Linked DNA regions of Mus musculus: all the other regions are linked to region 3. The links are chromatin loops, found by intact Hi-C in ENCODE. Cell type or tissue: heart. All regions are shown on one strand. Region 1 holds the start of Ccdc149 (coiled-coil domain containing 149). Region 2 overlaps Zcchc4 (zinc finger, CCHC domain containing 4). Region 3 holds the start of Dhx15 (DEAH (Asp-Glu-Ala-His) box polypeptide 15). Region 4 holds the start of Mir6417 (microRNA 6417).

Evidence for each region. Peaks named below come from ENCODE experiments on the same cell type or tissue, not always from the same donor. Only the 100,000 strongest peaks of a DNase experiment are listed, where the experiment ranks them.
Region 1: a loop joins it to region 3, with 2.5 times the contacts of the local background. A loop is called at or near these places in 6 of 42 quality-filtered maps.
Region 2: it touches region 3 in a loop (2.4-fold over the local background); 3 of 42 quality-filtered maps call a loop at or near these places.
Region 4: it touches region 3 in a loop (2.2-fold over the local background); 4 of 42 quality-filtered maps call a loop at or near these places.

What each region holds. Positions count from the first base shown.
Region 1 is chr5:52,468,632-52,473,631 of GRCm38, forward strand. Ccdc149 (coiled-coil domain containing 149) reads right to left here and starts at 2,947. Exons shown (of 13, transcript NM_001379231.1): 1 at 2,720-2,947. The coding sequence starts at 2,767. In heart, no CTCF peak of the experiment used is centred here; DNase peaks (open chromatin) are centred at 2,520 and 3,030; H3K4me3 peaks cover 1,297 bases; H3K27ac peaks cover 987 bases.
Region 2 is chr5:52,819,624-52,824,623 of GRCm38, forward strand. It overlaps Zcchc4 (zinc finger, CCHC domain containing 4), which reads left to right. Exons shown (of 13, transcript NM_001308144.1): 13 at 3,995-5,000. The coding sequence ends at 4,064. Among named protein-coding and RNA genes, the nearest start is that of Anapc4, 12 kb to the right of the region's middle. In heart, a CTCF peak has its summit at 2,289 (motif pointing left); no DNase peak of the experiment used is centred here.
Region 3 is chr5:52,188,407-52,193,406 of GRCm38, forward strand. It overlaps Dhx15 (DEAH (Asp-Glu-Ala-His) box polypeptide 15), which reads right to left and starts at 2,140. Exons shown (of 14, transcript NM_007839.3): 1 at 1,874-2,140. The coding sequence starts at 1,944. It overlaps 9230114K14Rik (RIKEN cDNA 9230114K14 gene), which reads left to right and starts at 2,275. Exons shown (of 4, transcript NR_015537.2): 1 at 2,275-2,531; 2 at 4,512-5,000. In heart, a CTCF peak has its summit at 2,469; DNase peaks (open chromatin) are centred at 1,625 and 2,185; H3K4me3 peaks cover 3,136 bases; H3K27ac peaks cover 1,959 bases.
Region 4 is chr5:52,135,398-52,140,397 of GRCm38, forward strand. It overlaps Gm40302 (a long non-coding RNA gene), which reads left to right. Exons shown (of 3, transcript XR_868417.3): 3 at 1-5,000. It overlaps Mir6417 (microRNA 6417), which reads right to left and starts at 620; the gene lies at 505-620. In heart, no CTCF peak of the experiment used is centred here; no DNase peak of the experiment used is centred here.

The DNA.
Region 1 (5,000 bases), 280 kb after region 3:
GGGATGTTCTTTACTGGCTTGCTTTCCCTGGTTTTCTCAGCCTGCTCTCTTATAGAACCAAGACTACCAGTCCAGAGATGGTCCCACTCACAAGGGGCCTTCCCCCCTTGATCACTAGTTGAGAAAATGCCTTACAGTTGGATCTTGTGGAGGCATTTCCTCAACTGAAGCTCCTTTCTCTGTGATAACTGCAGCTGTGTCAAGTTGACACAAAACTAGCCAGTACACCGTGTTTTGGCTTCTCGAGCCTCTCTCTCTCCTTTCTGTAAAAAAGACTCTAGACATTAGATTAAGGGCCCGCCCTAAATGTAAGATGATCTCATTGCAAGATCCTCAACTTCACAATGTCAACAAAGACCCCCACTTCCAAAGAAAACATAGGAATAGTTACTAGGAGCTAAACCTCAGTCATATCTGTGGGTGTTTGGTAAGGAAAATTCCATTCACTATAAATAAATTGAAGACCCAAAAATCTGCCCTTTCATAAGCATCCAGAATGACTCCGATCTTCAGGCCTTGTTTTGAGGAAGCTGATCCATTTGCTTCAGATCCAAAGATGGATTAAATATGGCCCCTGCCTTGGAAGGCTTACCAATTGATGAGAGATGTTGACAAGCCATATGAAGCACTGCCTCATACTGCCAAGCAAGGTCCTAGGACCAGGCAGACCAGGGTTCAAGTCCTGTTTCCTCCACTTAACAGCAGTGAGGCTTAGAGCATGCTCCTTGGCCTGCCTGAGCCCTGATTCCCATCCTGTTTGAGAGGTGATTCCTATATAAATTGTTGTTGAATGAGGTTCAACTGCTAAGGAAAATATGGCTTTCCATACAAAAACTGACATGAAGGGCACAGACAAGAGACAGACATTAGTACCTAAGGCAGAAAGCAAATTCTGCTCATGCTCACACTCTTTAATATACATCTATGAAACAACGAATTCCATTATTTTGTAGCATGTAGCCCATGATAGCTAGGAATGTATGCAAAATTATGAACCTGAGGCATGAAAATTTTATACATCTTTATAGCACAATTGCATGGTTCTTGTATGTTATAACATCAACAAGACTTTGGGATGGGTGAGACAACTTTTAAAAGACCCATTTCAGGATCCATGGGCTTACTTAGCCAACTTTTATCGATTACCTTCTGTAGATGGAGCTCAAATTATAGGCTTTGGAGAGCCAATTAAAAACCAGTCTAGCTAGAATCTCACTACCATGCAACGTGGTCAGTCCAAATAAACACCTGGCACTGGGCGGCACCCTGAAGGGACACCTGGTACAATTTAGCTTTGATTATAGTCCCTTTCTCAAGATGTTTTTCATTGTTTATTGAGTGGCTTTCTTCCCAGACTATACTAGTAAACATCATGTGTTTTCTGAAGGCAGGAGGTGCTGAAGTGTCTCCTGAGTTGGGGACCACTGCATTCTAAGAGCAGAAGAGTGTAAGTAACTTCTTGTTTATTGTTTATTGTTTATTTGTTTATTTGTTTGGAGGGAGAGCTTTGAACCCGCTATGCAGCAGAGGATGGCTTTGGTTGGACTCCTGATCCTCCTGCCTCTACCTCTACCAAGAGCTGGGACCACAGGCGTGCATCCCCATGGCCAGGTAGTGTGCTTGATTTGGAATGACCATTCTCAACACAGATCTACCTGAACAAGAATACCGTACCTTCTAAGTCAGCACCCACTCCTGGACTTCCATGGAGAACCCACCCCCACCTTCATCATCTTTTACTGCTATAGATGATTCTGGATGGGCCCAGAGATGAGATTCCCAGTGGATATATTCCTTGACACAAAGCCTGATAGAGAAGATAACCTGACAGAGAAGATAGAGCTGGGCCGTGGGCCGAGACATAACCCCTTCCAGTGCTAGACCAATGTTTGAAGGAACTAAACTAAGTGGCTCTAAGTGGTGGAGTTCATTGCTCTACACACACTGGGTGTTAAGTGGCTAGATAATGGAGGAGCCGTCCATACAGGTGAGGGAGGTGAATTGGTAGCTTGCTAGGGGAAGGAAGACATCAGGATCCCTCTCACCTGGAGAAGCTAGCTGCCTGACCCGAGCCAACCAACTGGGTGGATCAGAGAGAAGGCAGCCTAAGAGTCTGAAAGCTTCCTTCTGGCCCATTCACAGGGGAGGGCGTGGAGTTGTCTATATCCACAGGTCACATCACCTCTGTACCTGTCTCATTTTCCTTTGAGAAATGAATGGTTTCACTACCTCACAGCACATAGTAGGTGCGGGAAACAGGAGCTCAGAGAGTGGAGTAAGTGAACGCATGAACCAACCATTGCAAGGATGCCAAACTCTTTCACTTAAACCGCTGCTCCAAGTCATTGCACCTGCCCAGTTGTTACCCAAGGGCCCGGATGGTCCCTCAGGCGTCACCTTTTCAGCATCGGGAATCATCCAATCGCTTGCCTCCATAACAGTGGTGACTAGGCAGGCAGGTGGGGCTTGGCTCTTTCCCCTCCCGGATCCCAGGGCTTCTCAGTCTCTCCAATCCTAGGCCAAACGCTGGCGAGCGAAAGGCCCCTCCCCAAAGCCTGGCACCAGATGGTGCGGGCGACCGCGGCTCCCCCGCAGGCCCGAACGTGAGGGGTGGACCGTGCACCTGCAGGTCCTGCCGCGGCCACCTGCTACCCGGGCTCACAGGGCTTGGGGACCTGCTGCAGCGGCTCAGGAGGCCGATCCGGAGCCCCGGCCTCACCTCGCTCACCAGCCCCTGCCAGTCGCTCTCGGTCCGATCGCCGTCCATGTCCCCTCCTGCGTGCGCGGGCGGGCTGCACAACCGCCTCCCTTCTCCTCCTCCTGCTCCTGTCGCCGCCGCCGCCGCCGCCACCCCGGCCCCGCGCAGCCCGGAGAGGGCCAGGAACCTCCGAGCCTCCGCGCCGCCGCCTCCCGCGGCTGCCCGCGCCGCTGCCTCCACGTCAGCCTCCGCGGAGGAAGGGGAGGAGGAGCCGGGCCCCAACCACTGCCCTACAGTGGCTCGGGGCCGGTGCCAGCCGCGGCACCCCGGGGACCCCAGGCCACCAGCTGTGTCTCCTAGGGAAGGAAGGGACTCTGCATGTGAACCATCACATAACCCCAGACTCCAGCATTCCCAGGCCTGTGGTGAGGGAGGGAGGCTGGCGAACAGGTGGGTGTCATCCCCAGGTCGAGAAGCCAAACTCCTCCATCCAGCCATCCCCTGCCAGGTCAGGCCTCTACCATTGAAACTGAAGCTCCACCAAGGAAGGGCCCTTCTTTCCCCTGAGTACACATTGGAGCAACCTTGGCACGCAGTAGATGCTCTACATCTTTTGGTCGAGCGTATGAATGAAGCTCACCATACTGTACATACATTATACTGATTTTTAAAGCGACCAACATTTCTTTTTAAGTATCTGATGTCGTACTAGAACGCAAGTACAAAGTTTGAAAATAAAACTCTAAATTCTGAATAGGGCCAAAAAGCTTGGTGGTGGGATTTAGCATGAGTTAAGAGAGGAGCCAGCTGAAGATTGTGCTATTCAGGGCTCTGTGTAGAAGAGGAGGTGGAAAGGCTGCAAAGAGATGTCAGAGATGGTGGGTGACTTCGAGGAAACAGTTTGCAAGCACAACAGGGCTCATATGGACTCTCAAAACACACACAAGCCCAAGTCAGACACAAAAATGAGAAGAGACATGGCCGCAAAGTCTCACCCCTAACCAAGAAGCGACTTGCAACTGATAGCTTCTGGGAGAGGGAAAATCCGTTTTCTTAACAGAGTGATATTTCAAACACACGGCAAGGCAGGCCCCGTGTTCAGTCCTAGTCAGCCAACACAATAGAACGTCACGGATTTTTTTAAATGCTTTTGTTTGTTTTGGTTTTTATGAGAGAGAAAAAATAAGAAGTTGGGGGTGAAGAGAAGGGGCCTAGGAGGTCTTGAAGAAGAGGAAAGAATATAAGAATATTTAAAATATATTGTATAAAATTTTCAAAAAAAAAAACTTTCTAAAGATAATTCCATGAAACTTTCATGGGAAAGGAAGACTAGAGACCTCCAGAGGGAACCTCAGATGAATGCTATGTGATCCCCGCCCCCACATAGTTGCCAACAGAAAGCTTTCCATACTTGGGGAAACTCAGCTTGTATAAAGGAGTAGGTGGCCTGAGAAGTTGGTAAGTCCATTTGGCAGCTGTAGAAACCTCACGGCCACCATGGATTTACATTGTCAGTTCCTGCTGAGAGCGGGTCAGTTCTGTGACATGGAAGCTGGGTGCTGAAAAGTGGAGAAGCGGCCTTGGCCCCAGCATGCTACATGATGAGAATGGGAAAGGCCGAGCTCTGTTCTTCCCTTCTCTTCTGTGTTTCCAAAATCTTTCCATTATCTCTCATCCTGGGCTCTTCATCATTTGATCTGCTTTGCCCAAGCAACGTTTACAAATGTATTATAATAATCAAGTCATTAAGCGTCTTTGGGGGCAGGGCTTAATTTTGCATAGTACTCATGGGGACCTGTGAGCACCTCCATGAAAGCAGTCCCGGAATGGCTTAATGGATGTCACTGGACTCCCTAGACAGACGGACACCAACCACGCACCACATGTGTGAGGTCCCATCTGACATGGTGCACGAGTAAGTCCAGCTGCCAGCTATCACTACCCAATTTGATGCCCCACAGACTCAGCCAATAAATAAGCAGTGGCTGAGGCTCTGTGTTTGGGGCTAGTTTGCTGTATTCCGGCAGTAACTGGTATCCACGGTAGTAACACTGTTGATAAAGAACTCTCTTCTCTGCCCTTAAAGGAGCATCCAGGCCTGACACCATAGCCTGGTGGCTTCTTATGGTGGTTTGAATAGGAATGCTCCCCACAGACTCATTGGTTTGAATGCTTAGTCACCAAGGAATGACAATATTAGGGGGTGTGGCCTTGTTGGAGGGGGTGTGTCGCAGCTCCTTCTCCTGCACCACAGTCTGCCTGCACACCGCCATGATTCACCGCCATAATGGAACTGAACTAA
Region 2 (5,000 bases), 630 kb after region 3:
CGTTTTATAGCAGCAAAGCAGAAATTCCAAAGCAGAAAAGGGCTGAATTTGTTGCCTTATAACTGGAAGCGTCACAGGTTAATGTGGGATTCAAACGCTGCCCCTAGAACTCTGAGCCAAATTAAAATGAGCTGAGCGAACCAGCCATAAGATTTGAAGTACACCTTATTTATGTTAGTACTAGTTAGTTCTGTAAATTCTGTCAGCATTTACACATGCTTTTTTACTTAAATATTTAAAATGTTATTCTTTTTCATGATGGTTTTCACATCTCCTACACTAACATTTTTCATTGATAACGCACAGTAAAACTCAGAGTAAACTGAGTCCCGTGATTATAGCAATTTTAGGAAAAAGGACCAACTGGGCTAATGGAAGAGAGCAGCCCAGCAGCCCCCTTTAACTGTGTGTGGGTGACCTGCCTGCATGGATGTCTGGGCATCCTGAGTGCCTGATGTCTGAGGAGCTCACAAAGGGCTATCGGATCCCCTGGAACTGGAGCTACAGACAGTTTCGAGCTTTCATGAAGGTGCTGGCAGTGAACCTGGGTCCTCTGGAAGATCAACCCGGCCTCTAAACCACTGACATCTCTCTAGCCCCTGAACACACCTTTTTTAAAAAAATGTTAGGGATCATGTCTTCTTGTTTCAGTGATTTAAATTATAAAACAAAAATAGAACCTTGGTATTACACACTACCTACAGATTACTAAATAGCTAAATTTAACATTATGTGAAAATTGAGATTATGGTAAACAATTTCCTAATCATCTTATTTTGTGATGAAATGAACAGCTACTACGAGAGGTTTTTGAAGCTTCAGCTGCTATGATGGTATTATAGGTATTGTCTGCCTTATTTATCTGTTTGTTTAAATCCAGTAGGACATTTTCCATTAAGGACCAGCTCTTGAGCTATGTTTCCTATTTAGACTGAGTTTTTGGTTTTGTTTTTCATAAATTTACTTTGTAATTATTTCTACTGAGTAGTTCAAGGTAGAAGAATAAATTTTAAAAATTAATTAAATGCATTTTATAATTTTCCCCTTAGAAGCCTCCAATAACAAAACACAGCCCATCTACCTATTGGTCTAGGATGGTTGCATCATTTACAGTGCAATTTTGAGTACAGTCAGGAGTTAACATGCTCAGCCTTTAATTCTGTGAATTAATGTATATGAAAATTGAATCTCCTGCTGGCTTTTCGAGACAGGGTTTCTCTGTGTAGCCCTGGCTGTCCTGGAACTCACTCTGTAGACCAGGCTGGTCTCGAACTCAGAAATCCACCTGCTTCTGCCTCCCAAATGCTGGGATTAAAAGCGTGCACCACCACGCCCAGCTGAAAATTGAATCTTCATATTGGTGTGAGTTTTGGTTTTAAGACAGTTTTGCTCTGTGGCTCAGGCTGGCCTGGAAATTGAGTTTCCCCACACGCTGGGCTCACAGGCCTGTGCTGCCACACTGGAGTGGTGTTTACTAATGGACTATAGGCTCTCTCAATAAGCTCTGTGTATGTTTGCTGTTGAAAAAAGCAAGTCTAGCTTGGTGTTGTGGTGCCTGCCTTAAATCCCAGCACCGGGGAAGCAGTGGTGGGCAGAGTTCCTGGTTAGCCAGGGCTATGGTGTCGTGACGCCCTGCTAGAACTTTTTTTTAAGCTAGTCTTTTGTTGGAGTGTTAGTGACATTCTGTTTCAGGGGTGGGGAGCAGAGACTGACTTCCAGTATTGGATTTTGTCAACTTTAAGAGCAAATCCTTTGTGGTACAGTCTGCCTACAATCCTCAGGTAGTGTTGCCTTCTTCAGCCAGAGGACTCTCCTTTTCTCAGTTACTCCTCTCTAAAACAAACAAACAAACAAACCCCAAAATAACTCCCAGAAACACACACATCTGCATAATGAAATTGACAAAAATATTTTAAGAAATTTATTTTTTTTTATTTTATATGTATGAGTGCTTTGCCTGTACCTATCATGTATGTGATCATGTCCCTGCCTGATGTCTGCAGAGGCCAGAAGATGCCCTGGAACTAGAGTCACAGATAGTCACAGTTGCCACATGGGTGCTGGGAATCAGGCCCAGGCTCTCTGCAAGAGCATCAACCTCTCCAGCCCTGAAAAAAAAAAGCCCCTTCTTTATAAATGGCAGTACTTTAAAGATATTTGAGCATACCGTGGCGTGCCATATCCTTCAGTCCTAGCATTTTACAGCTGTCTTTTGTAGTTTGTTTTTCCATGGTTAATTTTTCCCTCAGATGTGAACTGGAATGGTGCTGGCTCCCTCTTGTGGTGAAGCTCATTCTGTCAGTTATATAAATCCGAAGGGTAGAGGACAAATACTAGGTCAGTGTAATTTTAAGGCAAACTAAAATGAGTAATTTTACTCAGCCAGAGTACCCCAGTTCACACTTTGCTCTTGAAGGCTTTGTTTATATACATTACAATGGAATGCTTCTTAGATTCTTTCCTTCTGCTTATTCCCTAGTGAAATCTGGTTTATTTTCAATCCTGCTTATGAATAGATGAACCAAAGAGAAATTTAAAATTTCTCAACAAGGCTTCATTGACTTTTCTATTAGAGATTATACTTTACTCCATTAGAGTTTCTAAATCCTTACTTACCAAGAAGCTTTCCTACTTTAAGGAAATGACTGGTTGAGAGAGGAGGTTTCTGTAACACACAAACAATATAAAGTGACTTTTATTTTGAGCTGGTGGGTATTCTTAGTCCATAGCACAAAATATGGAAGATATAAATCATTAGAGTTCTGCTGAGTGGCCAAGTAAAACTTCAACTAACTGGTGTTCATGGATGGTCCTGCAGGGCTGCCGTTTTACTAGTTGGGTAGTTATTATCAGATGAGGCGGAACACAGACTCTAGAGTCAGGCCCTGCCACTCTCTACTTGGGTGAATTTAGGACTTCAGAGCCTCGAGGTTTTTTTACCTGAAAAAAAAAAAAAAACCCAAAAAGCAGAGAAACATTTACCTAGTGTAGTTTCCTAGTTCCTTGAATTTCAAGGCCATGCCCGCTCTTGTGTATTTCAGCACCCAATACAACCTATGCTAAAGGAACAGAAAGAGTCTGCTGTTCACCGTGGCCTTTCCCAGGTGTCTTCCTGGAGGATCAAGAAGTGAGGGCCTAGCTTAGTTTGGCTCACAGGAGCCATGGCTTCTGACTCTCAACAACTAATGCTGCTTGGTAGTCAGAGCCTTTGCCAGCTATGCCCAGGGGCACAGTGTGTGCACCAGCACAGTCCTCGATAGGGCAAGTGGCATGGTTCTGCTAGTGTGGAGAAGTGAGTAAGTAGTCAGGACTCTCGCCATCACGGGCAGCAGCATCTTGGTGGTGAGAGCAGCAGAGCAGAGGATCTGTTCTGTCCGCCGTGGCAGGTTGCAGCGGGGCCTGACTGTTCCAGCCTGTTCCTTTAGAACAGCTTGCTTTCAGGAAGCTTGGGACACAGAAGTCAGGCATCCCTTGAGGTGCTAGCTGGCACTTTTACACCTGCGAGGGGAAGGGAGATTAGCTTCGAGGCTTTAGGAAAGGGCCTCTGCAATGTGGTCAGTTTTCCTTTACTTGTTGTGCAGTTTCATTTCTCTGCCCCTGCTGACTGCCGCATGTATTAATCCCTTTCTTAAAAAAAAAAAATGTAATTCAGGGACTTGGAAATGGAAGTGCTGAGTTGAGCAGTATAAATGTAGCAAAGAGACAAGCCCATTGGGGTGGCTGCTCACTCGTGTGGCGTGTCTGTCCCGAATAGCTTGTTCTAAATGTAGTAACCATCTTTTAAAGAAATGTCTTCGGAAATGTCTTTTGTGTGATCAGGCCCATCTCTTTCCTTGTTGTCATGGTTAGGACACTGGGGATTTATGCTAGCCCCACAGTAAATTCTTTCATGTCTTCTATTTTCCTATTTGGATAGCCAGTTAATTAAACTTCAGCATAATTACATAATTCACTGTGCTCATTCCATAAAATAATTTAGCACCTTGCTTTTCAGAGCTGTCAGAAAGCAGAAGCAAAGAAAACGTAATAAGATAAGAAGGGAGGCACTAAAGGACAATCCATGAATCACACATCTGCTCCAAGAAGAAGGAAGAGGAGGGAAGGGGCCATCAATATCCTCACTCCTAAATGTCCAGTGACTTGAGAATAAGCAAGATTTATAGTCCAACCTTTGATGCCATTTTCTCCGCGTGCCACATGGACTTAAATCCAGCTGCTTTCAAAGGTGTGCCCCTTCCTAAGCCTGGTAATGGGCAGGTGGCATTTGCTGGCTATGTCCCTTCAGCTGCCTCTGCAGACCGGGGAGCCTTCTGTAGGCAGCAGGTTGCCTGGCTCTCTCTCCACGCTTTTCCACCCTTTAACGCCTCACCAGTGTTTATTTTGGCCTCTTTTGACTGAGAAACTGACGGATGTTCAGTACCTGTTTACTTCGATACCGGATAGAAATGCAAATGAAAGTCTACCGCTTACCTGCTTACCTCGTGTGCGTTGAGCTTTTGTTTCACTTTAGGTATGAAACTCTTGTTAAATGACCAAGTCATACATTAAAGCACATCTGGTCCATAGCCCATCGGCCACATGTGCCCCAGGATAGCTATGAATGTGGCCAATCATAAGCACACTTAATACATTGTGAGGCTTTTTGTGAGATTTTGGTCATGACTTGTTCTCACAGACCTTGAGTAGGAACATTGTAGATGATGTCGTGTTGCAGTGTCAAAAGTTGGGCACAGCCGGCCAGTGGTGGCGCACGCCTTTAATCCCAGCACTTGGGTGGAAGAGGCAGGTCGATTTCTGAGTTTGAGGTCAGCCTGGTCTACAGAGTGAGTTCCAGGACAGCCAGGACTACACAGAGAAACCCTGTCTCGTAAAAACAAAAACAAAACAAAAAAAAGTTGGACGCACTAAGACTCTTTTAACAAAAAGTATCATACATAATATTTATGGATTGGATCTAGAGATGGTGGGGGAAATTGTTATTGAAACGCTGTAAAGATAAA
Region 3 (5,000 bases):
GACAGCTGGGGTGACAAAATGAACAAGCCTATGCTGTCAAATACACTAAACAAGAGCAAAGAGGGGGAGGGAGGGAAGCAAAGAGTCCCTGGCAGTCAAAAGTGCCTTCAAATCAAGTAAGGAAAAAAAAAAAAATACCAAGCACAAATACTGTATTGCTAAAGAAAACCAGTTCTATAAGAAAAGGTACTCAAAAAACTTAGGAAACTGCAAAAACTGCCTTGCAGAATCTCTAGAAATCAAGGACTCTCCTGTACTTAGTGACAAATATGAAATATTCAGAGGAAACATGAAGCTACCCGCGATATACGCAAAGTCCATTTTGCCAATGTTGTATGTTTTGCAAGAGAAATGACCATAATCACTGTAATGTGGAGCCCCAATTGCAATAAAAGCATTGAGTCGTGAACATACACACAAAAAAACTCTGCTTGCACAAACTCAGTGTTCATCCCAATGTGACCTCTATAAGGAGAGAAATTAGTTGCATCTTAGCCAAATGTGACATTAACTTTAACTTCACAGAAGTTCCCCACTTTATCAATCCAATATAAATGCCATTTATGACAGGTTGTGATGCCTAACTACAGTACTAAGTTTCCTGTTGAGAAAAGGAGAATTCTACATACCACTATAATCTATGGAAAAAGCTCACTGCAACTTTGCTCTCCCTTGGAGAATATTCATGAGCTGTTTCTACCTAAGAACTGATGGAGCTCAATTACTAACATTTGGAATGTTTGCTTGAGAGAACAGCTGTCTTGGGATGTTTTATTATTACAATGCTTAGTGTTATAAGCTTTAAAAAAAAAAACCTACACAATCAAAACATAACAAACCTGCTTTCCGTATTCAATATTTCAACCTAAGGAGAGCGACAGAACGCATCCTATCCTGACCTATTCTCACACTGGTAGTTAGAAATCAATCCCAAAGGACTTTCCGTTAACAAAAACTCAAGAGACCACACATCTGACTTGACAGCGAGTCGGTGTCACAAGACATAAGAAAATGATAAAATCCTACAACTGTTTTGGACATTTGGACTTCCGTGGATATATTTTTTAATTAACCCAACAGATCCCTGTACTGCCGAAGCATAAACATACAACTAATTAAAATGGGAGGGTAGGAATATAAACAAAAGTACATTTTAAGTATGAACTGTGAAAGAAAAGACTGGAAAATGATAATACAACTGCTTACTTGCTAAATGCCCTGTCTTTGCGAAAAGTCTAAGAAAAGGAACTAAAATGCCAGACCAGGAATCGGTGTAAGCCTTTCTCAATCTGCACGTGGGTGTTGTTTGTTCAAACACGCTTAAGATCACTTTTTTGAAAAGTGCGTCCAAAGTGGGGAGGAGATAGAAATAACTTCCAGAGCGGAGGGGGAAATACGTGTTTTCACAGGCCTACCCCAGTGATGCTACTTAAAAGCAAAGCCGGCTTTTAAGCAAAGCAGGAAATAAAGGAGATGGCGGGAGGGCAGGCAGAGGGCGGAAGTTGGCAACGGCCTCTCCTGAAGTGCCTCAATGGAAGAAGGCCCTTCGTCTCCCGCCAAACAGTGCGCCCCGAGGTCGGCTCGCCTCTATCCTCCCCCAAAACAGACAGCGCCCGCCGCCGCCCACGGGGGCAGTGCCCTTGGCCATCCGGTTCCGGCTGCGGGCCTCACGCGAGCACCGAGGCCTCGCGGCCCGCTCCGCACGCCCGCCGTTCCGCGGCCTCGTGGCCGCCACAGGCCGCTCGCCCCGGCCGCACACACTCGGCACGCGCCCCAGCCGGCCGACGGCAGACAAAGGCTCGGCAGCCGGGCCTGCTCCCCGCCACCATCCAACAAAGCCCGAGCCGCGACTGCGCGCCCCGGCCTGGCTTACCCATCGGTCCCCGCACGCTTCTTGCCGGAGGGGTAATCCTCCCCCAGGTCCAACCGATGCCTCTTGGACATCCTCGCACTCCCAGAAGCGGACGCTTAGGAAGGAGGGAAGAAGAGAGACTCCGGCAGCCGGATCCACGCACAAGAGGCCCGCGGCTCAACTCGCGGGGACCCCCACCCCTCCCGCCACCACAGCCCGCTCCGTGCGGCCCGAACCAGGAGCTAAAATGGCGGCCGCGACGAGGGCAGGGCCTGCGTGCGCGCCTCCGCGGCGGGCGTGCCGGCGTGGTGCGCGCGCACGCCGTCCGGAGGCGGGAACTCCCGTCCCGCCCGCTGTGCGATTGGCTGAAATGGCTCTGAGTTCCCGCGGGCTCCTCCCTTTCCCCTCGCGTCTCTCTGAGAGCTGATCTGAGCTGCTGCTAAGGACCGAAACGCGCCTCAAGCTGTCACTTGCCGCCTGGAGTTCGTTGGGAAAGTTGAAAAAGCCTAGTCCTGTTTAGGAAATCTATCCAGCTGTGTATATACTTTTTGCTTTTAGGGTATGAAGCTCAGGAAGGATAAGAAAAACAAGATCACACAGCTGGCAAGTGGCAAAGCAGGACACAATTTATAACTCCAGAACGAGAATTTGCAGTTGTTGCGCCAGATGCCCTGTAGCGGTGAGAAAAAATGTTAACTTTAATTACTGTGACTCGTTTTGTCCATTCACCCCAGAACAGATAACATCTATTTGTTCAAGGTATAGGTGTTTTGTATAGGGTTCAGAAAATTGGAGGTAATCGCACTGGGCACTGTATTTTGCCTCCAATCCTCTGCCCTAATCTTGCTCCGTTTGTGTGTATATGAGTGCATATTAGGCACTCAGAGACATTAGCCCTATCTCTGTCCTCGTTTGGTTTGGTTTGGTTTGGTTTTTTGAGACAGGGTTTCTCTGTGTGGCTCTGGCTGTCCACAAACAAGCTCTGTAGAAGAGGCTAGCCTGGAATTCAGAGGTTAGGCTGTCTCTGCCTCCCAGTGCTGGGACTAAAGGCGTGCCCCAGCATGCCTAGTTGCTGTGCTCCTTAGTAGAGTGAACCCTGAAAGACATTTTATAGACATGGTTACCTGGACTGAAGGAAATCAACAAATAGCTCATCCATTAAGACTCCACTGTAATGGCAAGTTGTTGAGGCAAGGTGACACTTAAGAGGTTGTGTATCTTTCTCCCTTCAGCCATTGTGCATACTCAATTACATTCATTTCCAGAAGTGTGGGCGAAAGAGGTCTAAGGATCAGCCCAAATACAGGGTATCACTTCATGTCAAGACTCTCCTTTGCTGCTCCTTGGCTCTAGTCCCTCGAAAATTCTCAGAAGGATAATCTCTAAGATTAAATACAACAGAAACACAACAGATGATATTGTAACTTTCACAATATCCAACACAACTGTCTAAATGTACATTGACAACCTGTTAGGCTAGATATGGTAGTGAGTACCTTTAATCCCAGCACTCCTGAGGGCAGAGCCAAGCAGATTTCTATGAGTTCAGAGTCAGTTTGTTTTACGTAGTGAGTTCCAGGACAGCCAGAACTATATAGTGACTCTCTCTGTCTTTCTCCCTCCCTCACTCCTTCCCTCTCCCCCCTCCTCCCCCCCCCCCCACATGCACTCGAGCGCACACACACACACACACACACACACACACGAGCCACTGAAAAGTCCTGTGAGCATCTTTCAGGTACCTACATTACTGAAGAATTCCACCCCTGTCAGTTGTATTCCTTGTTATAGTTCCTAGACAGGAGGGTCCTCTTGAAGTTCTTGTGCAGAGTCTTGAGCCTTGTAAACCCCCATGATCATCCTCTTCCCTCCAAAATGTGTATTAATGGGTCATTCCTGTGATGAGCTCATGCAAGTTACCTCTCCGATATAGGCTAATGAGGATGTGATGGTTTTTATATGCTTGGCTTGGGGAGTGGTTTAGAAGGTGTGGCCCTGTTGGAGTCGGTGTGTCACTGTGGGTGTGGGTGTTAAGACCCTCATCCCAGCTGCCTGAAAGCCAGTAGTCTGCTAGCAGCCTTCAAATGAGGATATAGAACTCTTAGCTCCTCTTGCCCCATGCCTGCCTGGATGCTGCCATGTTCCCGCCTTGATGATAATTGACTGAACCTCTGAACCTGTAAGCCAGCCCCAGTTAAATGTTGTCCTTATAAGAGTTGCCTTGGTCAGGGTGTCTGTTCACAGCAGTAAAATCCTAAGACATGGTCCAAACTAGAGGAGATAACTACTACTCTATACTGTTATTACTTAATTGCATTAGTCAGGGTCCTATATATGGGAATGAAAATACATATGTATGTATACACACACACATGGGAATTTATTAAAGTGAATTATAGATCATGTTCTAGCTAGTCACTGTCATCCAACAGAAATGCCAAGAATCCGGTACTTGTTCCGTCCATGAGGCTGAATGTCTCAGCTGATCTTTGGTCTATGTGTGTATGTGGTGGGGGGGGGTGGGGGGGTGGGGGGGTTAATCCCAAAAGATAGGTTCTAAAACCCAGGAAGGAATACCCTGGCAGCAGGACAGATGAACTGGCCAGTGAACGTGAAGACAAGCAGGAAAAGAACAAAGCCTTCGTTCTTCTTTTTATAGGGGCTGCCACCAAGAAGGTGGAAGAACACCTTTAATTCCAGCACTCAGGACACAGAAGCAGGTGGGTGGATGTCAGTTCCAGGCCCTCCTGGTCTACTTAGTGAGTTCTGGGATGGCCAGAACTACATCATGAGACCTGTCTCAGAAAAAAAGAAAGAAAAAGAAAATGCTCACAGGTACACCCAGCTGCTTGGCTTTGAATTGATTTCAGATACAGTCAAGTTGACATCAAGACTATCCACCAACCAATCTTTAATTTATTCATTCAATGGATATTTTTAAGTCTATGTCTGGCATTAAGTTAAGTGCTAGAGAACCCGGGGAAAAACCAAAAACCAAAAAACAACAACAATAACAAAACAGGACAGCCATGTTTTCTGCCTTCATGAACTTTCTGGAAGGAGAGAAACAGCATTTAACAGCGTGGAAAGCTGCTTTGTGAAGACAAGTCCTAAGAATGCCATCTACAGAGGACTGGGGTGGTGAGAA
Region 4 (5,000 bases), 53 kb before region 3:
ACCGTGGCAATGCCTCCTTTGCAGAAGCTATAGAGAGCCGAGATACCTGGGATAGGAACCTGGAATTTTCTAGACCACAATTCTCAATCCAGTTGTGAGATGAGAGACACATTTTCAACGAGTCAGGCTCAACCACTGGGTACTTCACACCACACAGAGAGCACAGTAGTCTTTGAAACGTGGGTTCTGTTTTCTAGATCTACTTGTGCATGACTGTACTGTGGGCAGCCGGGTGTAAAATGTACTTCTGTTGTTCATCATTGTCAGAAAGCTTGGCACTGGGATGGGCATACCCCGTCTCAGCCAGAATCTACTGAAGTAAGTGCATTCCTGACGAACTAGCAGCTAGGAATAGCTAACCAAATGGGATGAAATTACAGAGCAGTTTCTTTTGCCCAGTGGGGTGGGGAGTAGGGGAAGTCTCTCTCTTTCTGGGACATTTTTGAAGCCCGAGTATTAGTTGGATTGCGGGCATTGGGAGTTGACGGATCTGCAAGCTCACACTCAGCGGAGGAACTAGTACACACAGCGGACAATCACAGCAGCACACAACCCTGTCTCACAGACACAGCTATGTGGCTAGCTGTCGTTTGCTACTCGGTGGGTTCTTCTTTTACCGTTCTCCATCTTCGCTTCCACCCTTTCAACCCTCTAACACTAGATAAGAGAAAGGACAGCGAGGAAAGAAAAGATCCCTAAGTAAGTCAGAGACTGGACGACTTCCTGCTGGTTAATGGTGTCCAGTGTGTTCTTCGCTGTCAGATTATCTCATTTGTAGTTGTTTCTTCTTTGCACCTGACTACTTAACCCACCCCACCTCTGGGGGCCCTAAAATTTATATACCCTTTGAGGAGTCCCCAGAATTCCAATTGTCACACAATCGCAGAAACTATCTGCAGCTGGCAAAACTGACTGACAGCCCCTCCCCAACAAGAGCACGAGGCAAATCATAGTCAGCTAATGTGGACAATCTGAAGCAGCCCCGTATCCCACACCTGGGATGAAAATGAAAATGTATTTTTATAGTATTGTTTTTGTTTTTCTTTTTTTTTTTTTTTTAAAGAAACCAAAATTCCACACAGCTAGTGTTGCTTTCATTATCTGGTTTATTTTACTACCTCTGAGGAAATAGTCAAAGCAACAGAGTTTACTCTAGGTGCAGAAAAACTAAACTCAACAGGTTTGCGTAAGGAATTAGCTCTGTAGCTTCGGGATACTGGTGCAGCAAAAGAAGTGGAAAGGACCCGACAGGATGCAAACCTTGGAGCTTCTATCACAACAGTCGTGCTCAGGGGCTGTGTGTGGTGTGCTCAGCACTGGGGGCAGGCAGGCAGGGTGGGAAACTTTAGTGCTGACCCCTTAGGGAAGCCAAGTACAGTGGATCACACAAAGTTGTGGAAAATGTTGGTGCAACGAACAATTGCGATCAGAAAGTACTTCTAGTAAGTACCACCATTTTTCCTGCCTACAAACACAATGAGCTAGTTTGAAAGTTTCAGTGTCTGTGAATTCTACCAAATGCCACTGGTTCTACCAGTATTTATAACCCAAGTTCAAGGCCACCTGATCCCCAGAGTCGGACCAGTCTCAGAAGTGGCTTCACACACTGGCTGAATGAGTTGCTGTTGTTTCTTTCCCTGTTTGAGCAACAGGGTCAAAAGTAGCCCAAGCTTCAAGCTTGAAGTCCCAACTCACACCTCTGCAGTGCCTGGGTGCCTCCACCTCACTGTAGGCAGTACTGGGAATCGAATCCAGGGCCCCTCTCATGTAAGCTGGGCTAACACTCCAGCCACTACATCATACCCACCTACCAGTACTCGACCATCCACCAGCTCCCGGGAAAATGGGTGGAAAGAATCCTGTTGTGATGTGGAAATTTTTGAGACAGGGTCTCACTATGCAGCCCTGACCTAGAACTTGCTGTATAGACCAGGTTGGCCTCAAACATTGAGAAAGATGCACCAGTTGGTATTAACGGTGAGCACCACCGTGCGCAGCTATTACTGTACTTTCAATCACTGTTTCTCAACACTCTGTTGCTCATAAGGAGTGCACTTCATACTTAGAATTGAATCCCTTCCACAGTCTTCGCAGGGTAAGGACAATTTGCCAGGCACTGGACACAGATGGATAATCAGCAATACCGGGCCTGCCTTCAATGAGCCCCAATCTAGAACTGCATCTCCTCCGGGTGGTACCCACTTCCACTCCCACCTGTCGTTTTCTGTGATGCTATGAGGGCCGAGAGCCTATGTCTCATGCCCATGACTGCGGGGAAGTAGGGTCCTTCCCGCCTGCTGGGGCAGATACACTACCTCTCACCTTGTCATTTTCTGTCCTTCAGTGGCTTACAACAGGAACAAGGCAGCTGATTCGGGGCCCTTCCCTGCCTCTTTAAACATAATACGGTAGGTTTTTTTGTTTTGTTTTGTTCTTTCCCCAACTAGGCAGCTTATTTATTACCCACGGACCATTTGAGGATGCCCACAGCTGGTGACATGCTGGAAGCTCCACTTGACTATGCCCCCAGATGGCCACCTAGTGAGTTTCCTGCTTAGGAAAGCTGTCAAGGCTGGTTTACTCCATCCTACAGCAGACACCTGAACCCTATGAAGTGGACACAAATTCCAATTCCGAAAACACACAGATACACAACAAGATTAGAAGACGTCTGTCTACAGGAAGCATTAATTCTACTTCTTCGATTTTACAGTTGCATTACATGTTATGAAACCTATTTAAAAACAAGTGTGAAAAGCAGTCCATGTTCCTATAAAAACGGAGAGGAACGTCCTGGCATGCCTGGAGAGACGGAGGTTGCTTAAAAGAACATGCTGTAGGCTTTGGCATGGGCCAGAAAAACAAAGCGTTGGAGGTTAAAGATTCTTGGATTAGTTCTGCAAGTATGTTTAACTTCCTCTTGCAGGCCACAGTTGGTGAATCACTTAAGGGCGTGGCTTACACAGGACAGAGCATGTTAACCAGCACACCTAGAAGACAAATAGAAACTTAGGCCAGCAAGGAGCCTGGCTTGCATGTACTCGGGACGAGCAGACACAAGAGCAGCTACTGAGCCAGCGCATCCGTCCGCATCCCTCCAGTCTATCCGAATGAGGGCTTGCTTCCTGTCATCTTCAGATACGCATTTCAAGTTACAGTATGGATGGAATGGAGCATTCTGAAAGAACTTCTACAATATGTGAAAGATTTCCTGAGCTTACTATAGTAAAAGCAAATGGCTGAGTTCTGGAACACTTAAGAGAGGGTTAGGACCTTGAGAAGACTAGAGAGTAGTTCACCCCTTCTATCACTCGAAGACACAGCAACTTCACGAGATGACATCTGTAAACAAGGCAACAACTTCACAAGATGACATCTGTAAACAAGGCAACAACGGCCCCACCCGACACTGAGTGCCTTGATCTTAGGGTTCTCACATCTGGAACTGTGGTAACAACACTGCTGTTTTTAAACTATCCAGTCGATGGTTATGTTACTAGAGACACATCTGTGGTGGGTACTGTACTTTCTCTTCCCAGTGCTCATGTGAGCAAACAGGTATTGTGAGATACCTGGAAGGTAGCCAATCAGAGGGCCTTACGAACTGGAGCGTCAGGCGGCTGGGGACACAGTGTAACTCAGCTGAAGGAGAGCCTTTGGCCACTTCTTTCCTTACTGGCTCAAGGCTGTTCCGTGAGCCATTAACTTCAGGCAACCCCGACTATCCAGGAATAGCCTAAGGCAGGGGTTGCACTATCAGATTTAAAAAGGTCATAAAGTCACTAGTTACCTGTCAGCCTTTGCACTGATGCCAGAGTCAGGATTTCTAACCCAACCACATCAAAAAGCATGTCAAGTCCCTTGTCTGGGAAACCAGGGTTCAGAAAAAAAATCCGTGTTTCAGGAGCCAGCTACCACATCACCACTGAGATTGGTTTTGGCTCACATGGGCAAGGCAGGGAACTGGTTAACCTAATAACTCCCACGTAGCTCCAGTTTCTCTGTAAACCTCAGGTGGTGAATTAAGATCCAACCTTACTGGGCAGCATGGCTTAGGGAAGCCCTGGGGGGACCTACTGGGAACCCATTCCCCTTTGCTCCTGGCCAGCAATAGCAGCTTAAATCCCTGTAACTGTGGTTTTATAAAGCTGCTGGCCCAGCCTACGGCATCTTTTTTTTTTTTTTTTGGTCATATATTGTGTCAAATGAACACCAAGGTGTTGCTGAGAATCTGCAGTGTTTGAAGAAGCCCACAATTGAAGCAGTATCATCTTTATAGTGAAAGATTTTAGGGGTTAAAGTATATGAACTATACTGTAAGGACACAGGTAAAGTGGGAACATCACTTAGGAAGCCCTTAAGAGGGAAGATCCTTACGAGAGCATGCTGCTTCCTTCCTTTCCCTCTTTCAACGATGACTTAATGGGTCCTCACTCTGTGCTAGGGAAAAGTGAGTTGTGCTAAGCCCCTGATCTCACGTGGAAATCAAAACAGAGGCTTTTTGGGGCTGGAGAGATGGCTCAGCAGGTAAAGGCACTTTGCTGTCAAGTCTGATGTCTGAGTTCAATCCCTGTAACCCACTTTCATAGGTTGTCCTCTGACTGCCATATGCACACTTTGGAATACACACACACACACACACACACACACACACACACACACACACACACACACGCGATGAATGAATATTTAAGTTACACAGTAAAGGACACTCTTAAAGTAATGTCAGGTTATGTTATGTGGCCAGTGAGCAACATAACAGGAAATGAAGGAGCATGCTCTATGCTGTAGTGGTGCAGGATTTGAAGCAGACCTCTGAGCACGTGGTTATGAGAGGTTGGCTTCTCAGGGAGAGGTAACTAGCCGGGGCTGTCACAGTGACCAACCACTTCTACAGAAGCATGTCATGCATTGTGTAGTCTGCTATTGCTGCAGGCAGATCAAGCACACGCTTATTACTGGAGGTCCTGACAGACTGTCGGTGGACCTGCATTCCTTCA